Linked DNA regions of Homo sapiens: regions 1 and 2 are each linked to region 3. Evidence: chromatin loops called from intact Hi-C (ENCODE). Cell type or tissue: PC-3. All regions are shown on one strand.

Region 1 (8,000 bases), 54 kb before region 3:
ATTCATATAAGATTGGCACATCCCTTTTACCCCCTGAAAATTATCACAAGACAAGAAAGAAAACAAGTAACAAAAACACAAATTCCATTTTCAGTAAATCAGAGAAGAGCTAAAAATCCTAAGCCACAAAATGTGTGGAATAATGCCCAAAGCAATTGTCATCAAGTAGAATGTATAGAGAAGGAGACAGGTGATGCTACTAAGATGTAAATCTCAGGAAGAAATTGCAAAGCATACTTCTTGATGGTGAGCTGTGCACTTTTGAATAGTATTATAGTGCCAGTCAAGTTGAAGAATTATTTTGAGACCAATTGTTCATAGTTTAAAGAAAAAAGATTTTAAAATTATAAACCTATATGTGATGAGCCAAAAAAATTATTTGTTGCAGCCTTTCAAACTCAAAGCTAGATAAATGCATTAGTTAGAGAAATGTACACAAAAACCTAGAGACTAATAAAATTTTATACAGTTGACACTGATGAATGCACATCCTGAGGTCTAAGACCTAAATATTCCATTTGCAGTAATCACCCATGGAAAAAAATTTAGCCAATGAAATCATGGCACTTTCCAATAATAAAATAACTTGTTAGATTTTAAATGTAGCTGCAAACATAAAGACTCAGTTCATAACTCATCTGCAGAATTATACTTTTGCCTTGTAAATGGCTCAAAACTTTTCAAAGAAGCATGCCTAGATTACCTTTTGTTTTTATTTTTAAAATTTGTACGGGTACATAACAGTTGTACTACAAATGGCTCAAATTTACAGATGTGGCTAGACTTGCAGTTTTGCTTATATTTGTCTAACAGTATCAGCACCAACTATTCAAAGATCTCTTCCTATGTCAATGATTGGCAACTTTTTCTGAATCTAATGGTTTATCCTGGAACAAATGTGTTAGCATTTGGCATTGATGGCACAAAAGCAATGGTAAGTTTAATGGCCAGTGCCTTAGCAGAAATGTAGGAAGGTAGTGGCACCAAACCATCCTAGCAGTGCTTGCATTCTTCATTGCCATGCCCTCATAGTAGAATGAACACATTGATTCAAATGTCAGTTTCACTTAAGAATATCCTTGATGGGCCAGGCGCAGTGGCTCACACCTGTAATCCCAGCACTTTGGGAGGCCGAGGTGGGTGGATCTCCTGAGATCAGGAGTTTGAGACCAGCCTGACCAACATGGAGAAACCCCGTCTCTACTAAAAATACAAAATTAGCCGGGCATGGTGGTGCATGCCTGTAATCCCAGCTACTCAGGAGGCTGAGGCAGGAGAATCACTTGAACCCGGGAGGCGGAGGTTGCAGGGAGGCGAGATTGCGCCATTGCACTCCAGCAGCCTGGGCAACAAGAGCAAAACTCCATCTCAAAAAAAAAAAAAAGAATATCCTTGATGAAGCAGTAAAAGTTGTTAATGTTATTAACTACTGACCCTTGAGCACACACTTTTTTCATCTTTTCTGTGATAAAATGGGAAGCACACAAAAAACACTCCTGCTGCATACTGAAGTGCAATGGCTGTCTCCAGGAAAAGCACTTCAGGGATTCTTTGAGTTGCAAGCTGAATGAGCACTTTTACTTTTTTTTTCATGGACTGCCATTTTTACTGAAAGAACAGCTGACAAGACAAAATGTTTTCAGACTTAGGTAGGAGGCAAACATTTGTTCAAAAATGAAAGAAGTATACCTGACTTCCAGGGAAACAACTGACGGGTGTGCTGCCAAAGATAAAATTCAAGTTTTGAAGTAACGATTTAGAATTTTGGAAAACTTATATCTACCACTATGAACTTTTCAATACTTAGAATTTTCTGATAGGAATTGTGGTGATATTTTAACATTTTTTATATTGTCCAATAAAATGTATACATGTTTAGAAGACCTGCATATTTGAAGTCCATATTTTCCAAATGCCTAATATACAATGTTACAAAATCATGCATGGGTAAAAGATGTCATTCAACAGCAAGACAGACTAATGTATTTTGATATAACAGAGTTCAAAAAGTTTAATGATATAATTTCAGATTCTACTTTGGAATGAACTTTTAAGAAACTACCACTTACGCAGTTCTGGTTTAGTTTCAAAGAAGACTATCCACAATTATCTGAAAAGGCTGTTGAAATACTCCTCCATTTTCTAACTACATATCTGTGTGAGGCTGGATTTTTAAAAAAATTATTTCAACCAAAACATTATATTGCAGCAGATTGTCTGCAGAAGTAGGTGTGAGAATTCAACTATCTTTTATTGGGTCAGACATTAATGAGATCTGTAATATGCTATTTATGTTAACTTGTAATGAGTTTATTACTATTCTTTTTAAATTAATTAATAAACTTTAATTTTTCAGCTTTAATTTCTAATAGAACTGTATTGTTTTCTATACTAATAGATTTGTCTAATTTTTTTTTTACCTAAAGTAAATCTGGATAAATTATATTTTCCCAGGAAATTACAAGTTATATAGAAGTTTTCAAATTTGCTTAAAGTTGAACCAAAAAAATCTTTAAAAATTTAATTTCTTAACATCATTGATTACTTTCTTCTTATCATTTGTGAGAAGTTTTCTTTTTGCTATAACTAATTTTCCTGAAAAAGTTGGCTAATAGTTTTTCCCCTAAAATTACAACTTTCTAATTTTATTGGTTTTGTTTCCTAATTTATTGTATACATATTGTAAAGTGATCTGAAATAATAACATCAAACATACCCCACATATCAATACATTTACATTTAAATCACCTATTACAAGAAAAATACTATCAGGTCTTATAACAAAGAAAACCCAACTCTATGCCCTATGTAAAAGCATATTTAAAATAAAATTATTTCAAAAGTTTGAAAATAAAAACATGCAAAAATGTGTAGCAGGAAAATGTAAACCAAAAGAAAGCAATATTTGTGATCTCAGTATTAGACAAGGTAGAATTCTGGCCAAAAAGTGAAACAAAAGCGGGACCTTTATAATGTTAAAGGGTGTCATTCACAATAAAGATATAATACTTAAGAATATTCATAGTCCAAGTAACATCTTGTCAACAAAAACAAAAACTACAGATATAAGAGGAGGAACAATTATGTGAGCAGCAGAGGACCTCTGTTCGCCTTGTCCAGGTGTTGTCAAACTCTAGCCCATGGGCAAAATCTGGCCACACGTGTTTATGTGGGACTCATGAGCTAAAAATGGTTTTTACATTTTTAATGGTTGGAAAAAAATTAAAAGAATAATATTTTGTGTTACATGAAAATCATATGAAACTTAAATGTCAATGTCCACAGTAAAGTTTTTTTTTGGGTCGGGGATGGAATCTCACTCTGTTGCTTGGGCTGGAGTGCAGTAGCGCCATCTCAGCTCACTGCAACCTCTGCCTCCTAGGTTCAAGTGATTCTCCTGCCTCAGCCTCCCGAGTAGCTGGGATTACAGGTGCCCACCACTATGCCCAGCTAATTTTTTGTATTTTTAGTAGAAACGGGGTTTCGCCATGTTGGCCAGGCTGATCTCGAACTCCTGACCTCATGATTTGCCCACCTCGGCTTCCCAAAGCGTCAGGATTACAGGCGTGAGTCACCGCGCCCGGCCCACAGTAAAGTTTTAATGGAACACAGCCATGCTCATTCATTTACACTGTGACTATGGTTCCTTTTATGCTACAATAGCAAGTTGAGTAGGTTCAGCAGAGACCATAAAGACTTAAATAAGTAGACTTAAATATTTACTATCTGACTATTTACAGAAAATATTTGGTGACTTCAACCTTGTTCATGGATGACCAAGTGGAGAAAATATCTAAGGATAATAAAGTAAATATAGTGGCATCAGTAGCCTCTGTACATAAAAACAACTAATAGAAATAATTTTTTTAAATTATAATACAATAAGAAGATAACATCTCTAAAAATAAACCTAACCAGAAAAGTACAAGACTTATTTGAAGAAAATGTTAAAACACCCTAAGGGATGTGAACTAGAAAATATAAAGGGCATATAATATTCTTGGTTAAGATGATTCAGTAGAATAAAAATGTAAGTTATTTCTAAGTTAATGTCTAAATATAACGTAATCCCAATAAAAATACAGCAGGACTTTTTGGAACTAGACAAGCTGCTTCCAGACTTAACACATAAAAAAGCCACAAGAGAGAGTAATTAATGGGGACTTATCTTTATATTAAGTATATTTTTATAAGGTTACAAAAATTTAAAAAATGTATTGAAACCAGAATGGACAGATCAATTAGAACGGAAAGAAAAGTACAGAAATGGGGTAGCCATCTGGAAAAATTAAATTTATATCCGCTTGTCACACTTTACATATTCCGAATAGATTTCTATAAGTTATTTAAAGAATCTGAGTAGGGAGGACTTTTCTAACTATGACAGAAATCCAAAATCTATCAAAAAGATTAATAATTTCTACTATATAGAAATAAATAACTTCTTCATGGAACAGAACTATCATGTAAAATGTTAAGCAACAACTGAAAAATTAGAAAGCTATATTTACAAATATCACAACTAAAATGTTGATTTTCATAATAAAGGACTTCTACAAATACTTAAAGGCCAAATTTTTTTTTAATCGGGAAAGATTATGAGCAGAGAGTTCACAAAAAGATGTTCAAGCTTAGTCCTCACAAGATATGTGCAAATTAAATTTGAACCTTTTTTTCTCCCACCATGTCAACAAAAGTTTAAAAGATGTTTATAATGTACCTTTGTCAGCAAGGGTGTTGAAAAAAGACCATTTATTAACTGCTGACAGGAGTACAAAGTGGCATAACCTTTTTAGAATGATCTTGGCAAAAAATATCAAATTTTCAAATGAAATCACCCTTTGATCTAGACATTTGCTTTATGGGAATTGACCCAATAGATATACTAGCCTATGTACAAAATGATACAAATGTATAAGATGTACAGATGAATGTAATAGCAAAAGAGTAGAAACAACATAAATAGCTATCAAAGAGACTAATGAATTTAATTATGCTGGACCTATATAAAGGAATATTATACAGCCATAAAAAAGCTGCTTATGTGATGATTTGGAAAAATTGTCAAGATACATTTATATTAATTTAAAGAAAAAAGAGCAAGGAGCATTATTATGTGTACAGTTATACCACTATTTGTATTTTTAAGGGAAAAATATGTCAATGTATCAGTGCATATACCAGGTTGGTTCACTCAACATCCATCTTAAACTCCAAATATGCTTTTCTATATTGAAGAAATTATGAAGATAAAAATGACACTTCCCAAATGTCCTTGCAACTATTGTCCTGGATGGGATTTTAGGTATTATAAATTCAGTGCATTCATGCAAGACTTGGAGGTGGAACTGGGTTAAGCGGTGAGGGAGACAGGTGATTCAAGGCATCTCTTCGGCTGGTGTGATTCTGGCAGAAGAAGTGTGGTTTTTAAGCCTACAGCTGAGCAGAAGCTCTCTATTCTTCAGACAAATTCCTGATCTACAAGTTTCCTTTATAGGAAACAAACAAAAGCTGTGCCTTGGTGGTCCAGTTACATGTGGCTTAGTCATTTCTGGACACAGCCTAGAATTGGTTTCTTTAGCTCTCCCATTGAATTTGAAAGTCCTTTGATAAATCTCATTCTATTTGAATGAACTGGAGTGGATTCTGACCTCTACAATGGAACTCTGACAGTTGATATAAGCATGTAACATCTCTGGTGGGGAACACAAGAAAATGACTCTGGGAGGCAGAATGATGGTCCCCTAAAGATGTTCATGTCTAATCCCCAGAATCTGTGAATATGTTAGATTACAGGGCAAAGGAGAATTAAGATTGCAGACCAGTCCAGGCATGGTGGCTCACGCCTGTAATCCCAGCACTTTGGGAAGCTGAGGCATGTGGGTCAGGAGTTCAAGACCAGCCTGGCCAACATGGTGAAACCCTGTCTCTACTAAAAATACAAAAATTAGCCGGGCATGGTTGTGGGTGCCTGTAATCCCAGCTACTCAGAAGGCTGAGGCAGGAGAATCGCTTGAACTCAGGAAGCAGAGATTGCAGTGAGCCGAGATTATTCCATTGCACTCCAGCCTGGGCAGTATGCCATTGCACTCCAGCCTGGGCAACAAGAGCAAAACTCCATCTCAAAAAAAAAAAAAAAAAATTGCCCACCAATCACCTATCAACTGACTTTGAGATAAGGAGATTATCCTGGGTTATCCAGGTGGGCCTAATGTAATCACAGGGTCTGTATATGCAGAAACGAAGTCAGAGGAGTATGTTTCGGGTCAGAGAGATTTGGAGATGCTACGCTGCTGGCTTGGAAGATAAAGGGAGGGGCCATGAGCCAAGGAATTCAGGTGGCCTCTAGAAGCTGGGAAATGCAAGGAAACAGATTCTCCCTCAGAACTTTTAGAATAATGTATCCCTGGTGACACCTGAATTAGCCCAATAAGACCTATTTTGGACTTCTGACCTCCAGAACCAAAAGACAATAAATGTGTGGTAATTTGTTACAGCAGGAATAGGACACTAATAGACTGGTAATAATTGATTGTTTCTGGGGGGAACTGAGAACTGGACACTTGCAGAGAAGATGGAAAGATACCCTTTCGTATCTTTTGAGTTTTGATTCTTGAGAATAAATTACCTATTCAAAAAAATGAATTAAACTAAAAGAAAAAAACACTCCATACATATTAGACCAATGTAATCTGATCTTTAATGCTGCAGAGAAAAACTAAGAACAGTTCAGTGTTTGTTCCTTTTTAGAAAACTTTCTTTTTCTGACTGAATACTTACAATTATTTTCTCTTCCTAACCCAAAGATGTTACCAGAATTTGTCCAGATACAATTTGTACTATAACCATCTTCAGAAGAATTGGGGAAGATTGAGGAAGAGTCCCTTCTGTCCTGCATGGAGAAGGATCCCTTTGCAATCGCTTCCCATCAGCCCAGGCCAGAGCTCCCTGGGTTTCACTGGTTCTGGGCCAGTATTTAAAATGCCAATTTCCATGTATCATTCAGGTGGTGTGAATTACAACCTTACAACCTAAAGTGGGGTTTTTTTTTGTTGTTTTTTGTTTGTTTGTTTTTTGTTTTTGAGGCGGAGTCTCGCTCTTTTGCCCAGGCCGGAGTGCAGTGGCGCTATCTCGGCTCACTGCAAGCTCCGCCTCCCGGGTTCACGCCATTCTCCTGCCTCAGCCTCCCGAGTAGCTGGGACTACAGGGGCCCACCACCGCGCCTGGCTAATTTTTTGTATTTTTAGTAGAGACGGGGTTTCACCGTGTTAGCCAGGATGGTCTCCATCTCCTGACCTCGTGAACCGCCCGCCTTGGCCTCCCAAAGTGCTGGGATTACAGGCGTGAGCCACTGCTTCCGGGACTAAAGTGGGTTTTAATGTGGGCATTTGTGCTGTTTCCCTGAATCTACTCAAACCAGTGGACAGTGTATTTCTAGTCCCCAGTTTGTGGACAAGCCCACTCTGAATCCCCATTTATATAGTTAGCTGGTTTCTGACTTTCCCTACCTGCAGGGCCCTCTTTCCAGACTGTTCCTTGAGTCTGGTACTGAAGTCCCAGTTCCATCTGTTAAGGCCTAATTTGAATTCCTCTCCAGTGAAGTCCTCAGGTTCAGGCCCTGCTACAAATCTCCAATTTGCTTTGGCAATTTGGAATTTTCCTTTCCTGGTTTCAAGCTCAGCTACAAATTAAAACAATTTTTGTACTATTTACCCACCACTGTTAATGTGTTTGGATTGCGAAGGGCAGAGGCATCACTCATGTCAACTCCATCCAAGCAGTCCAGCAGGCTGACTAGAAGCATCAATTCTGCATTTTAAGTTCCTGGCAATACTTTCTTATCACACCCAACATAAAGCTTAACAGCAGAGCCTTTAGAATTGGATAGATCAGGATTTGAATTAGTAGTGGAATAGTACACAAGTTACATAACCTCTCTGAATGAGCACCTTGCCTCATTTATAAATGTGCATAATGACACTCCCACAGGATTTTCCTGA
Region 2 (8,000 bases), 90 kb before region 3:
CGTGTATACCTATGTAACAAATCTGCACGTTCTGTACATGTATCCCAGAACTTAAAGTAAAACTTAAAAAACAATAGGTCATCTCCAATAATGCTGGAAAAGGTGTCTGATGCATTGGAGAGAAAAGAAGATGAGGAGGTGAAAGACTTGATGAGTCATGCTTGGTTCCTTCAAACTCTAGCCATGAAACCTTAGACTACTCACTTAATCTCTCTGACCCTGAGGTTCCTTCTACTGTAAGACTGGAATAAGAAAATCTACTTCATCCAATTCATAAGGCTTTTGTAAGGATGAAATGACATAAGTATGTATGTTCTTAACCACAAGTAACCACATGAAGGAAAGATAGTATTCTAAAACGCCATTCTTTTATTCCAATACCTAGAGAAAGAAGTCTTATTTGTCTTCCACAAATAGCATAGCTTTCCTTTATAATACTTGGGATTCTAGGAAGGATAAACCGTTCTTTGACATTTGGGTTTCAGATTGTACATGAGTGTCCAGAACTTCACTGCCTGTGCTGGCAGAGTAAATGGCCCCATCTAGCTCCACAAAGAGCAGTCTGGGAACGGGCAAAGCAGGCTGAGTCCTCATGCAAAGAGCAACATCAGATGACTTGAATCTTGGTGTGAGGCCTGGACCCCATGACTGCACCTGCCTACATCTTGCTCCCTCCCTTTGTGCTCTGGCATGCATTTGCCCCTCACTTCCCTGTCCTCCCACGTACTTCTTCATTTCTGTCCTCCAGGTCAACGCCTGTTCCAGCTTTTTAAACCTTGGCACTACAAACAAGCATCTACCATCCCGTCTGGGCTCCCCACAGCCGCTGCTCTAATTTACTGACTCCTAGGCACTCTCTCCCAGGGTCTGCTGTGGCCTGGAGGGCAGGACCCAGTTGTAAGTAGAAACATGGATGACTGTAGGTTTAAAGGCAGAGACAGTAGGCAAGGAACTTGATTTTGGTCACAACAGCACAATTTAGATAGAACTACACAGAAGGTTTTATGTCTGTTCATTGAGAACACTATTGTTTCCTTTGTTGCTGTAAAAAAATGCAAAGAATTAAAATATACTTTTTCTTATGAGAACTTAACTAGGAGATGAGGAAGTGAATGATAAAAGGAGGATGTCCCAATTTGCAGGTTATCCAAGTTTCTTCTTCTCTGGCCTATTTTTTCTGACCTGTTTTACTCCTACTTTGCCTTCCAAAGGATGATCAGGACCAATTTCCCATGTACTAATCTTGAGCCTCATAAGAACACAAGGAATGCCACCCAGGATGAGAGAAATAGTTTATTTTCACAGTGCCACCAAAGGACAAGGAGATAAAAGATTGTTGGGCATGGTCCTCTGTGATGGCCTCAGTGGCTGGGGCTTGTCACTAATTTTAGTAACCCTACTATTGATCAGAAGTACACCAAAATTCAAAACTTTTTGGAATAAAAAAAAGAAGCTTATCAGTTTGATGACTTTCTACTTTATAGAAATTATAATCATTTTCATCATATGGGGCTGGAAAAATCTACATTTCTGGATTTACAAAGCAAGTGCAGAATTACCTGATTTGGTTGCTTAGCTATGCTGGTCTGTAGCCTGTACCTAAGTTTTTGACCATTTCACTTGGAAAAGAAGAAAGGAAAGGGAAAGGAAAAGAAGGAAGAAAATAAATTGACTGAATGAAAATAAAGAGGAGAGGAGTGGAGGGAAGGAAGGGAAGAACAGGAGAGAAGAGGAGAAAAGAAGAAAAGAAAGAAAAGAAGGAACAAATAAACTGACTGAACAATTGAAAATATGCCCAGCACTTGAAACAGCCTTTGTCTCTTTCATGGTGATGCCAAGAAGTCATTCAAAATGAAAATCATGGAACATAAACAAGACTCTCAAAGGAAGGACAGAGAAACACTAATTCTCTGTTTACCAAGCCATTGATGGAAAAGGCGTTAGTGATGGAACAGGCTTTAGTGATGGAACAGGCGTTAGTGGTTAAGCTTTTCAAAGCATGTTCACACACTGTCTATCTTAGTCCTGACAATAACCCTGAAAGGCAGGCAGAGCAGTTATGATCATTTCCATCCTACAATGGAGGAAATGGAGGCTAAGGTCAGAAGGGCAATGAACAATGGAGTCAAAAATAAACTAAGTAATAAATGAAAAAACAACAACAGGGAAATTGGTAAAGTGAAACAGGAAGAGAGAAACGAGGCATGAGCAAAAAGTTAAGAGAGATGACCTGTTTGATGGAGAGGGAGGAAAACAACCTAGATGAAGCAGAGACTTCTGACTGGGCACAGAGGGAAAGGTGGGCCAAGGGAGGTAGTGGAGTTTGGGCTTAATTTTGAAACTCCATACAAAGCCACATTAAATTATTTTTTAACCACGCTGAAACTACAGGCAAAATATAGTACAGACAACATCCTTGTGCTCTCTGTAATCTCTATGAAGCATGTATGAACTGTTCCTTCAGCAACCCTCAGTACTATTATTAGTATTATTCCCATTTTACTATAAGGAAACTGAAGTACAGAGGTTACATAAACTGCCCAAGGTTGTGAAGGTAATAAGGGGCACAACTGGTATTTGAATGAAGCAGGCAGGATTCAGAGTTCATGCCCTTAAGCACTGCAATATAATATTCCTCTAAACAAAAGGAAGATTCTTCGCGAAGTGCCTTTTAGCAGGTCTCCTATGCTACACCTTGCCAATTACTGAAAGAGTCTATTCTCGTGAGAGATAACAACAAAGACAATTCGAGTTGTGGAATTTTTACTTGCCTATTCAGTGGAATCCATAAAGAGCCAACACATGTACTGTTATAAGTGGAATGTCTAACATCTGAAATCTTCAGAGGCTTCAAATTATATGCATACAACAATAAAACCTATAAGAAAAATAAAAGGGGTATAAAATGTGACATCAAAATTAGAGTTTAGCTCAAAAACTACAGCATTAGTTCACAAAATAATATCACTGTACTTTGAAAAGTATTTGTTTAGAAGAGAAAAATTGGGTTTTCAATTCACCTGAAAGAGAAATGATGTGAACCAGAATTGTACAAAGGTTGTAGGATGAAAATAAATACTATTTGGTAACAATATGATATTATTTTTGAAGAGTGACATTTTGTATTGCAATTAAGTTTATATTTCAGCTTTTGAAGGCCCTCTACAGTAAGTATTAAGCATACACCTGGTAAATAGCCAACTTTGTTCCTTGTTACTTCTCAATGTGTACCGTTCCCATAAGTGGGCATAGTCATTTCTATGAGTTCACTTATGCTGTTGCCTTCCTCTTCTCTCCATTTATCCAATCCACACACAGCTTTCTAGCCACCACAGCTAAGATGAAACGTCCCTTGATGATTCATGCTCTAGTAATTTCCCTGTTGTTTGGATTCTGACAATTCTTAGAGTCAGTTGCATAAGTTATAGCACCTACTTAGTTATGGATTTGTAGCGTTTGAGAGTCACAGAAGCTTAGAGATAATCTGGTCTAATTCCTTCATTTCAGATATAAGAAAGCTATTGTCCAGAGCTGCCAATCAAAACCGAGTAATTAGGCATATTGAGGCTCAGAGAACAGAGCCCCAAAGTAACAAAGGACGTTAGAAGGCCTTAGAAACTACCTCAGAACCAAGACCTTTTAACCCAGCACAGGTAGGGGCTCTCTCAGGAGGTTCCCGTATCTGCCTGAGAAAACTTCTTCCAAAAGACGTACAATAGTCTTGAAGCTCCCTTTCTAGGAATCTCATTAAATAACCAAGAAAGATTAAGCACCAGAGAGGAGAAAAGACTAAAAGTCATCACCAGGCCCACACAGAGTTTTTGTCTATTCTTCTGAGGGCAGCTTGGAGAGATTGCCTGGGAGACTTTATCTGCATAATCGGACAACCTTTGTTTGCAGTGTTGTGCTACCGCTCTTCTTCCCATAACTTCCCACAAGCTATTGTCTGTTCTTGGTCCCATTCAAACAGATCATTCAAAAACTATGGTCTACCCTTTGGGTCCATTCAGTTCCGGTATGAGTAATTGGGTAATCATTCTCTTGTTATTTTCCTGTGCTTATACACATTACTAAATTTGTATGCTTTTTCTCCTGTTAAGCTATCTATTGTCAGTATTATTTTGGTAGACTTTATTAGACCCAAATCTTTAGAAGAGGAGGAAAAAACTCTCTTCACCCCTAAAAGCACATGCCTTTACCTCTGCTTCCTCACAAAGTAAACTAAGATAAGAGTAAAGGTATTTTTAAAAGGCGTAAGTACACAAGGACAGAAAGAACACAAGAGGAGATGAAGCAGACAAAAGATGTTAGCAACACTATGAAGGACAGAAAGCACCTGGAAGAACAAAGCTGACTCAGCAGAAAGGAAAGGCTGTGTCCTAAGTGTTTTCAGAGGGGTTGCCAACAACAAGCATGACTGAGAACACCGAGAAGCTCAGGAACTGGAGGCTCAGGTACCTTTAAAGGCAGGAGTAGGTGGCACTGCAAACAGGGAGTAACATTAGACAACCTCCCTTTCATCTGGGTGGGTACAACCTGGAGACTCCTCCTTTCCCTTGCCTCCTCTCTCCCGGCTGAACTTCTTCTATTTTGCTCTCTGCTTATGTTAAATCAGAGAGGATCTATGCTAAGGGACGTTAGGTACAACGCTCAGGTGCTTTACTAAAAACATTGGAATTAAGTGAAAGTCTGTATTCTGAATGAGAGACATCCTGCTACCCCACAACAGCCCCTTCTCAGAATGTAGTAAATTAGGCAGGAGTCTAACAGAATTGTCTTTGGGGAAACTGATATGTCAAAGAGAAAAGACCTACAGGTGCTGAAATTTCATCATCCTCCAGTGAAACTACTGCCTCCTTCTGCAGTTATCCTGTAATGAGGCCCACAAGTCAATATCTAACTAAATATGCTTTTTAGTGTTTCACTTCAAACATAAGTAGACAGTCAAGAGTCACTAGACAGGAAATGAAAGGCAAAAACTAAAACTAACAGAAGGGAAATTGCAGAATAAGATATAAGACAAAGATCAGGAGAAAACTCCAATGAAACCATAATTAATATCCTCAGATAGAAGAAAGACAACATTGTATCTGTGAAACAAGAACAGGATACTAACAAAATGGGACAATCAGAGAACAAGGAAGACTACTTAAAAATAAAAATATGATCAAAACAACTAAATAATCAAGAAAAGATTGAAAATATAAAGTTGAATCCATCTCCCCAAAAGTGAAACCTAAATTTAAAAACGTAGATAATAGGGAAAAAAATGAGAAAAGTAAACACTTAATCCAATTGGTTCAATAACTGAATAATAGAAATTCCAAAAGGTACTAAGATAATCAGAGGGAGGAAATTATTAAATAAAAAAAGGCCATGAACTGAAGAATATTACTTTCCATTTTGAAAGGGCCACCCTAAATATCCAGCACAACAGATGAAAGACTCACACCAATGCGCATCATGGAATTTCAGTACATACGGGACAGAGGGAAGACTGAGAGCTAGCAGAGTCACAAATAAAGAACTAGGAATCAGAATGGGATCAGACTTCTCAACAGCAATGCAAGATTGCAAGTGGAATAATGCCCCTCACATTTTCAGGGAAAATAACTGTCAGCCTAGAATTTTATGCCAAGAAAACAATGAATTAAGCATTAAAATAAAGATCTTTTGTTAGACATTCAAGGTCTTTTTACCTCCTGGGTAATCTCAGTTAGTTTGCTGCAACCCTGTTAGCATATAAGGGGAATGTAGTCATGGTATTGGCCCTTGGACAAACCTGAATAAAATGTGTTAACCAGTAATTGACGCAGTCCTGTTCTAGGGTCTGAAACACACCAGGGAGCAGCCTATAACATCTGGTCTGCATTTTTTATAGAAAATGTGCATACTAATGATTGGCAGCTGGATCTATTATCTTCACTTCTATTATTAAGTCTGGGCTCACACGTGTTTTTGACTACATAAACAGAGATATAAAAGGCTCCTCCTCAGATAAGAGAGCAGCTTGAGACCACGATATGCCATATTTTGGTGGTTTATAATCCATAAATGAACTGTGTCCTATGTGACTGAGACTCTGAAAGCTGCCCCTGGATATCTTGAGTGTCTCAAATGATCACCTGTGCTTTCTTTAGCCTTCCATGCCTTATCCTTTCTTTGTGAAGTCTCGTGAGTACTCTGAAAAATTAGAACCTCTAATACACCCTTTTTCAGGAAGCTGGAAGATGTGTTCATCTGACACAAGAGAGTAACTCAAGACAGAAACAGGAGACCCAGGGAACCCAACTTAGAGAGAGGGGAAGGAATTTGCAATAGAGTGACGAATGGGACTCTTAAGATGATAGTTGAGCCATAAGAGCAATCAGTGCAGAGCATGTCTCTGAAGAAGAAAAACAATGGAACTGAAAGATATGCTGATGAGTTTGACCAAATGGAGAAGACTGTATAGTTCTTTGAAAGTTTGGGAAGAATTAGAGATTATTCCCAAACTTTCAAAAAGGCAAAAGACTGACTCTAAGTTAAAGATAAGGCAACTTTTTTCTTCAGGAAAGAAGAAGGCAGAAATAAAGGAAGCAGTAACCTATTTGGCTTAGCCATGAATGATACTTACATAGTCATAATGCAAACACAGACTATGGGCAAGTCAACATTCATGCCTCTGGCTTCTTCACTTGTGAAATGGAGATGTGTAATCCCTATTCCATGAATCGGTGGTGTGAGGACTCAATGAGTCCATGTGAAGTGCTTAGAGCAATAATAATTCTCTAAGGCATTATTTTAGCTCATGATCACTCCTGGCTCCTTACCCTTCTTTGGTGCTTCATTCTTCATATTCTCTTAGACCTACTGCTAATCCCAAGATGACTTCCCATTCGATCTCCCAGCCAGTATTTGCCTAATCCACTAATACTTAGTTCTATTCCCAGCTTGTTTTCAGTCTTCAAGGGGCCAGTTTCACCCTATATCACCTTTATACTTCAGGGTGGATTCAGGAGGAGAAATACACTCATGATGGAACTTTCAATGCTCCCTTACTCACTTCTGCAAAGACTAGTTTTTCAATGGCAAAGAAGTGATATGGTTTTGAAAAACACTGAGGACTATTGAATTTAAAATGTATCTTATGTTTAGAATCCCTTATAGCCCAGGAATAAGTGAAAGACGAGCTCTCTTGTACTAGGTGGAGTTGATTGCCTGACTTCCTCATCTTTGTATCTTAATCACCTAAGAAAATACCTGGCATATGGTATGTACTCAATAAATGTTTTATTAATTAGTAAGCAGCTAAATTATATGTGTTTGTAAAGAAATCAATAGTAGGGATGAGAAAAGTTTGGTTCTCATTCCTGTTTATGTCACTAATGAGTTGCAGCATTGGTCAAGTCACTTTACCCACATGGGACCTTACTTCCTCATCTATAATATGTGAGCATTGAATAGATGTTCTCTTAGTTTCTTTTCAGTTCTGAACTTTGCCTTGGGTGGTACCAAGAGAAGTCAGAGAAGGTTTCCAATGGAACCTACTATATGATGCAGCAGTGGAGAATCATCATTAGAACTGTAAGCTGCATTAGTAGCAACGGCACAGACCAGTGCTTCACAAACTTGAATGTGCATAATACTTGGGAGTTACTATTAAAATGCATATTCTGACTCAGTGGGTCTGAATTGAGAGTCTACATTTCTAATGAACTTCCAGGGGATGCTAGTGCTGCTGGTTCTCAGCCACACTTTGAGTCGCAACAGCCATTTCAAATGTCAGTCCCTATCTCCCTTAAACAGCTTTTGCCTTCCCAAGCTCCCTGAAGCTGGATGTTATTTTGGGCCCCATCTGAAGGATCAGGCTCCAGCTAATTGCATGGTCAACCTGGCCCAAAATCCAGAGCACCTCAAAGGGAATCCCTGGGCCTCTGCATGGTCCCTGAGTTACAGCACTTCCAACATCTAAGTTGATCATTGGGCTTCTGCTTTTATTATGACTTAGTAGTTTTCCC
Region 3 (8,000 bases):
AATCAAAACCACAATGAGATACCATCTCACACCAGTTAGAATGGCAATCATTAAAAAGTCAGGAAACAACAGGTGCTGGAGAGGATGTGGAGAAATAGGAACACTTTTACACTGTTGGTGGGACTGTAAACTAGTTCAACCATTGTGGAAGTCAGTGTGGCGATTCCTCAGGGATCTAGAACTAGAAATACCATTTGACCCAGCCATCCCATTACTGGGTATATACCCAAAGGACTATAAATCATGCTGCTATAAAGACACATGCACATGTATGTTTATTGCGGCACTATTCACAATAGCAAAGACTTGGAACCAACCCAAATGTCCATCAATGATAGACTGGATTAAGAAACTGGCACATATACACCATGGAATACTATGCAGCCATAAACATGATGAGATCATGTCCTTTGTAGGGACATGGATGAAATTGGAAGTCATCATTCTCAGTAAACTATTGCAAGGACAAAAAACCAAACACCGCATGTTCTCACTCATAGATGGGAACTGAACACTGAGAACACATGGACACAGGAAGGGGAACATCACACTCTGGGGACTGTTGTGGGGTGGGGGGAGGGGGGAGGGATAGCATTAGGAGATATACCTAATGCTAAATGACAAGTTAATGGGTGCAGCACACCAGCATGGCACATGTATACATATGTAACTAACCTGCACACTGTGCACATGTACCCTAAAACTTAAAGTATAATAATAATAATTTAAAAAAAGAAAAAAAAAAGAATCATCTTTATTTGTGGGCTCCAGTTTCTCTCTTCCCATTCTCTCATAAACAACTCTAAACATAATCTTTCCCAAGCATCTTCTAAAGTTACTCCTGTGAAGGTCACCATTGGCCTCCATGCTAAATCCAGGGGTCAACTCTCTATCCTTACCTTACTCAATCTATCAGAAGCTTGTGGCACAGTTGGTCACTCCATTCTCCTCAACCACTTTCTTCACTTGGCTTTCAGGGTTCCATAATCTCTTGGTTTTCTTCTATCTTACTGGTCACTTCTTCTCAGTCCCCTTTCTGGTTCCTCATTTTCTCCCCAGTCTCGTAAAGTTGGAGTACAAAACTCAGGGCTTGATCCTTGGTCCTTTTCTCTCTTCCATCTATTTATACCCCCTAACGGAGCTCATCCAGTATTAAAATTCTGTCTTTACTTTTTTTAGTTGTTATACTGTACTTTTAAATTTGTATTATTCTTATCATTGTATTTTTATTGATGCTTAATAGACATATATACTTCCAGGGTACATAAAATATTTTGATACATTACATAATGTGTAATAATTAAATAGCAGTGATTGGTATATCCATCACCTTACACATTTATCTTTTCTTTATGCTGGGAAGATTTGAATAACACTGTCTATATTCTAAAGACTCTCAGAATACTTGACATCTTCAATTGTACATCTAAGGGCATCTCAAACTACATACATCCAAATTTTAATTCCTGGTGTTTCCCCTAAATAAGCTGCACCCCTACAACCTCCCCATTTCAGTTAATGACCACTTCTTTTTTGACTCCTCTCTTTTTCTCACAACTTACATCCAATATCTGTAAAACAGAATGGCTCTACCTTCAAAATTTACTCAGAATCCAAATACTTCTCATTACCTCCAGTGCTATCACACTGGTAAGAAACACCACCATATTTCTGTTATTATAATAGCCTCCTTAATTCATCTCCTTGCTTTCACACCCTTTTCCTCTTATAATCAATTCTCACACTAGCAGCAAGAGCCAACCCTTTACAATGAAAATCAGATCATGTCACTCCTCTGCTCAAAACTCCACAATGACTCCCCACTTCACTCAAAGTCAGTCTTTACCCTGGCCAAAAGGTCTTATGTAATCTCCTTGTCCACCAGTTACCTCTTTGCCGATCTCCCTTGCAACTCTGCCCCTCACTCACTCCACCCCAGCCACAAGAGGCCTGGAGGTGTCCCTCAAACATGTATCAGGCATGTCTCCATGGCCTGTAACACTTTGTCTATAGATATTTGCATGGATAATTCTCTCATTTAAGTACTTTGTTCAGATGTCACCTCATCAATGAAGCCTGCCCTGACCACCCAAAATGTGGTTCAGATGTCACGACTGATCCCAGATACACACACGTCAAGAGGGTATGAAATGGGGTACTGCTCACATAAAGAGACCTTGCAAGAAGATCAGAGCAGGTTCCCAAACAGGTGGGAAAATGTATGGAGAAAGTAAGGAAAAGAGACTGGCTTGGAGTTTTATGGTGGTTGGTGGGTGGCACTGAGGTAAGAGTTCCTGCACATGGGCCAGGACTTACATGGTTTGAACTTTCCACTAACACCAAAGGAGGGAACAGATGGGCTTTCTTATCTGCTTGCTCAGGTCAGGGGCAGAAAGAGAAGGACAGTGGTCGGGCTTGAAAGCTGTCAGCCATTGAACATCAAAATGGAGTCACACTTATTACAACCACACGATTTTAAAATGGTAACTCGTCCCCCTCCAACCTCTACTCCTTATATTCTCCATAGCACTTATCATTTTTGCCCACACTCTGTAATTTACTTGTGTTTATAGTTTATTGCCAGCATGTTTATTATCTATTAGAATATAGGGCAAGATTTTGCACAATATTGTTATATATTTTGTTTAGACTGTATATATGAGTATTGGGCCACTGATACTTGCCAGGAGCTTAGAACAGTGCCTAGCATATTGAAAGTGCACAAACTTATTTTTTAAACGAATTAATGAATGATAAGAAATGTATGCATTATTAGATGAATCACTATTGAATGTGTCAGAGGACCTCATGATAGAAGTGTTTATCACAAATGGCATGGAGAAACTCTTGAATGTGGATGTCCATATTATTAAATATGAAAAAAGCGCTGTAATATTATTTTTACTACTCTACCTGACTGCTTATATATCTGTGAGCATATGGATACAGAAATTGTATTCTATGCATCTTTATATCTTCACTGCCTAGATCAGAGCCTGGCAGTGAGAGAGTTAACAGATACTGGTTGACTAAATAAATAAATCGATGAACAAACTAAATGAAAGAGCTGACACTAACAATTGCAGCACATTTAAATAATTAGCTACCTACAACAGTTTATTAAACAGTTCAGTGCAATATGATGCAGAAACTTACTTTTTCAAAATAGGTTTGTTTTTAATATTTTAAGTCAATGTTTTAGAAAAAAAGAAAACACTCCATAGCTTTTATTCGTAAAAAGGTTTAGTCTTTTTAAAAAGTAAATTAAATGTATAAAAAAATCAAAGCATTGTTAATTTGTTCATTCTATATATGAAATTAAACAACCCAGCTGTGTGCCTTCATAAAATAATTGCTTTATTGAGAACTGTAATTTTTTTTTTTTTTGAGACAGAGTCTTGCTCTGTCATCCAGGCTGGAGTACAGAGGGGCAATCTCAGCTCACTGCAACCTCTGCCTCCCGGGCTCAAGTGATTCTCCTGCCTTAGCCTCCCGAGTAGCTGGGATTACATGTGCCGCCACAAAGCCTGGTTAATTTTCATATTTTAGTAGAGACAGGGTTTCTTCGTGTTGGCCAGCCTGGTCTCCAACTCCTGGCCTCAAGTGATCTGCCCACCTCAGCCTCCCAAAGTGCTGGGATTACAGGCATGAGCCACCACACCCAGCCAGAGCTATAATTTTAAGTGAAATCATGTATGAAAACTTCCCTGAATAATAAAAAGCAAGCATACTATGGATATAGGAATTTCTAAAACTTACATAAAATTTAAGTCTATTTAATAAACTAGGGTGAAGGAACTCTCTTCAAAGGTATCCCTCCCCTGTGCATGGAGAGACGCACCTGTATGCCGCCCGGTGCCTCTGCAGAGCAACTGCAGCCAGCTGAAGCCGGGCCTCCACCACAATCTCCAGCTCGCCAGCGGAGCACTGAGACAGGGTCTTCTGTTCCACCTCGGACAGAAGGAAGTTTAGCCTGTCCTCAGCTTCCATCAGTAACATCGACTAAGGAAAGGATACCATACATCACGTGAGTTCAGAAATAATACAAATACTGTCTCTTTCTTCTTTAGCAAATATTTTTCATGTACTGAAAAGTAACAATGAATGGAAGACCAAAAAGGAACTTGGTATCTAATTACCAGAGAAGAGAGTTCAGCAAAAAGGAAAAAGGCAACAGAAAACGAAAAGGAAAGTGAAAGCAAGCGTCAGCATGCATGACAGTGACCTTTTCTTGTGTGCACAGCTGGTGCTTACTATTCACAGTAGTTATGTTCTATAAAGTTCTTGCAAACACTGATTACTGGATACTGAGCCATTGCTCCTAGGGGAGACATGGAGAAAAGTACCCGAGAGCCTCTGGTCACAACATTTTCATTAACTGCTCAATACACAGCCTCCTTGTTTAATGTGTGTTTATGGCTAAGGATATATAACAGTATATTTAATATATACTGTTAATTTGCTAACCTTGAACTCACAGCCAATAGCACTCACTTCTGAAGGAAGCTTATCTAACACACATAGCTTCTCCATAAGGGACACCACAGCCCTCTTAACTTAGAAATGCTCCACAGCACTTCAGCACTATGCTGGAGGGTCATTGTAAATATTGACAAAAATTCAAAAAGCATGGTACTAAATAGACCGTGAAAAGGACACTTGTTTACAGTATGAGAGTGGCAACAAAAAGTCAGAGCATCTCCTTGTTCAACTCAGCTGGGAATACGTGCATTGAGCAGCTCAAATTTTTCTGTGCTCTGCGTGTGTTCACGAATAGCCAACAGAGTGCCAAGAGTGTTGATTTTCAGGCTACAAATAAATTTCAGTAGATCTGCAAATTAGCAAACACAGAATCTGTGAATAATGTGGATCAACTGTATTTCAAGTTAAAGTATGGTCACCTAGTTGGTAATGTGAAGATAATGAGATTTTTACAGTAGACAATCAATAGTAAATAGCAGCCTAACATGGCAGAAGATAAAGGGACCAACCAATCTTTCAAGTGACAGGCCACTAAAAATGTATTTGTGCAGAGCAGTGAATATTATATAAATATTAGGGCAATTCAGTATAATGTTTAAGAACATGGATTTTGAATCAAAAAGATGTAGTCCTTCTCCTGGATCTATATTTTATTAGTTGTATGATATTAGTCAAATTCTTAGATGTCTAAGCCTCAGTTTTCTCATGGTTCAGCACAGCACAGTTCAAAATGATTACTACCTACATCATAAAGTTATAAAAATTAAATAATCATGCAAAAGCTGTTGATGCCATTGTCATCACTATTATTGGGAAATGATAAACGGGATGGAATACTCATATCCCACCAAATAATGAATCATGTTTCTTTGTTGTTTTTTTTTTTGAAATGGAGTTTCGCTCTTTTTGCCCAGAATAGAATGCAGTGGCGTGATATTGACTCACTGCAACCTCTGCCTCCTGGGTTCAAGCGATTCTCCTGCCTCAGCCTCCTGAGTAGCTAGAATTACAGGCATGCGCCATCACACCCAGCTAATTTTGTATTTTTAGTAGAGACAGGATTTCTCCATGTTGGTCAGGCTGGTCTTGAACTCCCGACCTCAGGTGATCCGCCCACCTCGGCCTCCCAAAGTGCTGGGATTACAGGTGTGAGCCACCGCGCCCAGCCGAATCATATTTTCTGAAGCACCTTAATCAGGTTGTGAAGTCAAAGCTGGACACCACTGGACATCTACTTTTCTCATGAGGAGTAAACTCCACCTCTGGCTCCAACCCATTCTTACACAAGAAAAGGTAACTGCTCTCACAAGAGCAAGCATAACTCTGAAAGCAGGCCCATCCAGGGCCTAATAGTGGATTTTTGGTAACTAACTTAATGGTTTGAAAACAGTTTCAAACTTACCTTTAGCATGCTAAGAGTGATCTCATCTTTAAGTTTTGTAAGATTATAAAATGAACTTCCATCATCCTTTGAATATATCTCTATAAAGACACAAAATTTTGGAAGGACCAAGGATATCTATGGTTAGTTTAAATATTAATTCTAGGTTTATTTTATTTTATTTTGAGACAGGGTCTGGCTCTGTCACCCAGGCTGGAGCACAGTGGCACAATCTCAGCTCACTGCAACCTTCACCTCCTGGGCTCAAGCCATCTTCTCACCTCAGCCTCCCGAGTAGCTGGGACTACGGGCGCACACCACCATGCCCGGCTAATTTTTGTATTTTCTGTAGAGATGGGGTTTCACTATGTTGCCCAGGCTAGTCTTGAACTCCTGAGCTCAAGTGATCTGCCCACCTCGGCCTCCCAAAGTGCTGGGATTATAGGCATGAGCCACTGCACCCACCCTAATTCTATTAATAGTTTTTAAAACTCATCATTCACAGGAAAACTATCCATAAGTTTAATAATTTTTTAAAAAACACAATGATAATATAGAAACACGGGAATATAGAAACATATTCCTGTATCAAATAGTCCCTAATGTCATATATTAGAAGGCTGAAGCTGATTCTTACAACAAATCAGACAATTCTGAAAGAATTTTTTAGGTATTTAGTGATGTTATTCAAGTTATTGGCTACTGATATAGTTTTTCCTCTTCTGGGATCCCAGGACTCCTGAAAGCCCTCTTCCAGATATTTCTAACATTTCAATAAGATCTCCATGGAAGCATCAGTTCTGCTGATGTGAACAAGCCCCTCAGTCTAAGAGCTGAGCGTGAGACCAGCTGGAAGAGCATAATCCACAATACTCAAATATCTCTTTCAAAATCTCCATCCACGATCCAAAGCCTGCTCTTATTCTGAACAGGGGAGAAGTGAGAGAATTCAGATCACAGTCTTTGCCTGCTTCATTCAACTGGGCTTCTAGACTGTGGGAGAGAAAGATAAACCACAAATCATTTGACTACAAATGACAGAAAAATATATCCACCTGAAGAAATTAAGTTTGTTAAGTACAAAGAAAAATTCTGAAATAACATGGAACTTAATACACCGAACTTCCTCTCCTCTTTCAACAGCAACACTTCCCTACCTGGCTAGTCTCCTAAATTATGAGGGTCTGAATCTAGGGGTCAGCTGAGGATGAGGGAGGGCTAGGGCTCTTGGAAGGCCCAGCAGGAGGATCTGGGACTGGGCTTTTTCACCTAAGGGAGAAAGTAAGAATGACAGAGACAATGATGGAGACAAACCAAATGCCTGAACGTGGTACAAAAGAAGCCTGGAATGCATGTTACCATACAAAAGACCCTAGGAAGAGTTTAACCTAGACATTTTCATGAACCCATGTGTGATAAAATTAACATGGGTCCCACATGAGTGTTCTCCTCTAGAATAAAAAGAAGAGCTAGACAGATAGGCCATCCATAGGCGAAGAGATATAGGAGTCCTGATGCCTTAGGAAGGCTAGTTACCTGCCTGCCACTCTACATCTCACTGACTTCACCTTCTCCATTGCATAGCTGATACCAACAAAACAGGAACCCCAATGGGATGACCAGCAAAAATAACACCATATCTAGGATCTGTGTTTCAGACTAATCATGTTCACTTATATGCATACTCCTCTCCTTTCTGAGCACCTGGCAAGCTATACTTCCTGGCCTCTTTGCAGTTAAATTCGGTCTTATCCAATTACATAAGAATTCCAGACTAAATTCCAGAGTTCCATTTAAGGGCTCATGTGCCACCCTATGGCTTTCTAGGCAAGGTCAGAGCAGAGTGTTTCAGATGGTGTGCCTCCAGGATAGCAGCACTTGGGTACCTGAGTGGCTCTGCAAAACACAGCCCCTTGTCAATCTGAGCAAGAACTAAACCCTTGCTGTGTTAAGCCATGATATTTAAAGACTGATTTGCTATGACAGACCAGCTTAGCCTGACTTCTACAGGGGCTCAGTAGGCAAGAAGAGGAAACTCAAATGGGAAACAGAACTGCTAGGAGCAAGCATGACAATTTGAACCCAAAATAATAAGAACACTTATGGAAGTGCAAGCAGAGTACCAAAAAATGCTTTC

What was found. Peaks named below come from ENCODE experiments on the same cell type or tissue, not always from the same donor. Only the 100,000 strongest peaks of a DNase experiment are listed, where the experiment ranks them.
Region 1: it touches region 3 in a loop (4-fold over the local background); 1 of 110 quality-filtered maps calls a loop at or near these places.
Region 2: it touches region 3 in a loop (5-fold over the local background); 1 of 110 quality-filtered maps calls a loop at or near these places.

Annotation. Positions count from the first base shown.
Region 1 is chr12:96,770,734-96,778,733 of GRCh38, reverse strand. The region is part of intron 60 of CFAP54 (cilia and flagella associated protein 54); the gene reads right to left. Among named protein-coding and RNA genes, the nearest start is that of NEDD1, 130 kb to the left of the region's middle. In PC-3, no CTCF peak of the experiment used is centred here; DNase peaks (open chromatin) are centred at 3,663 and 4,053; H3K27ac peaks cover 3,705 bases.
Region 2 is chr12:96,806,614-96,814,613 of GRCh38, reverse strand. It overlaps CFAP54 (cilia and flagella associated protein 54), which reads right to left. Exons shown (of 68, transcript NM_001306084.2): 64 at 2,772-2,878. Among named protein-coding and RNA genes, the nearest start is that of NEDD1, 97 kb to the left of the region's middle. In PC-3, CTCF peaks have their summits at 2,967 and 3,168; DNase peaks (open chromatin) are centred at 3,313, 3,963, 4,353 and 6,673; H3K4me3 peaks cover 1,516 bases; H3K27ac peaks cover 4,909 bases.
Region 3 is chr12:96,716,407-96,724,406 of GRCh38, reverse strand. CFAP54 (cilia and flagella associated protein 54) reads right to left here. Exons shown (of 68, transcript NM_001306084.2): 49 at 5,885-5,964; 50 at 3,842-4,002. Among named protein-coding and RNA genes, the nearest start is that of NEDD1, 190 kb to the left of the region's middle. RefSeq lists enhancers at 3,962-4,071, 4,092-4,271. In PC-3, a CTCF peak has its summit at 3,875; a DNase peak (open chromatin) is centred at 3,886; H3K4me3 peaks cover 1,577 bases; H3K27ac peaks cover 552 bases.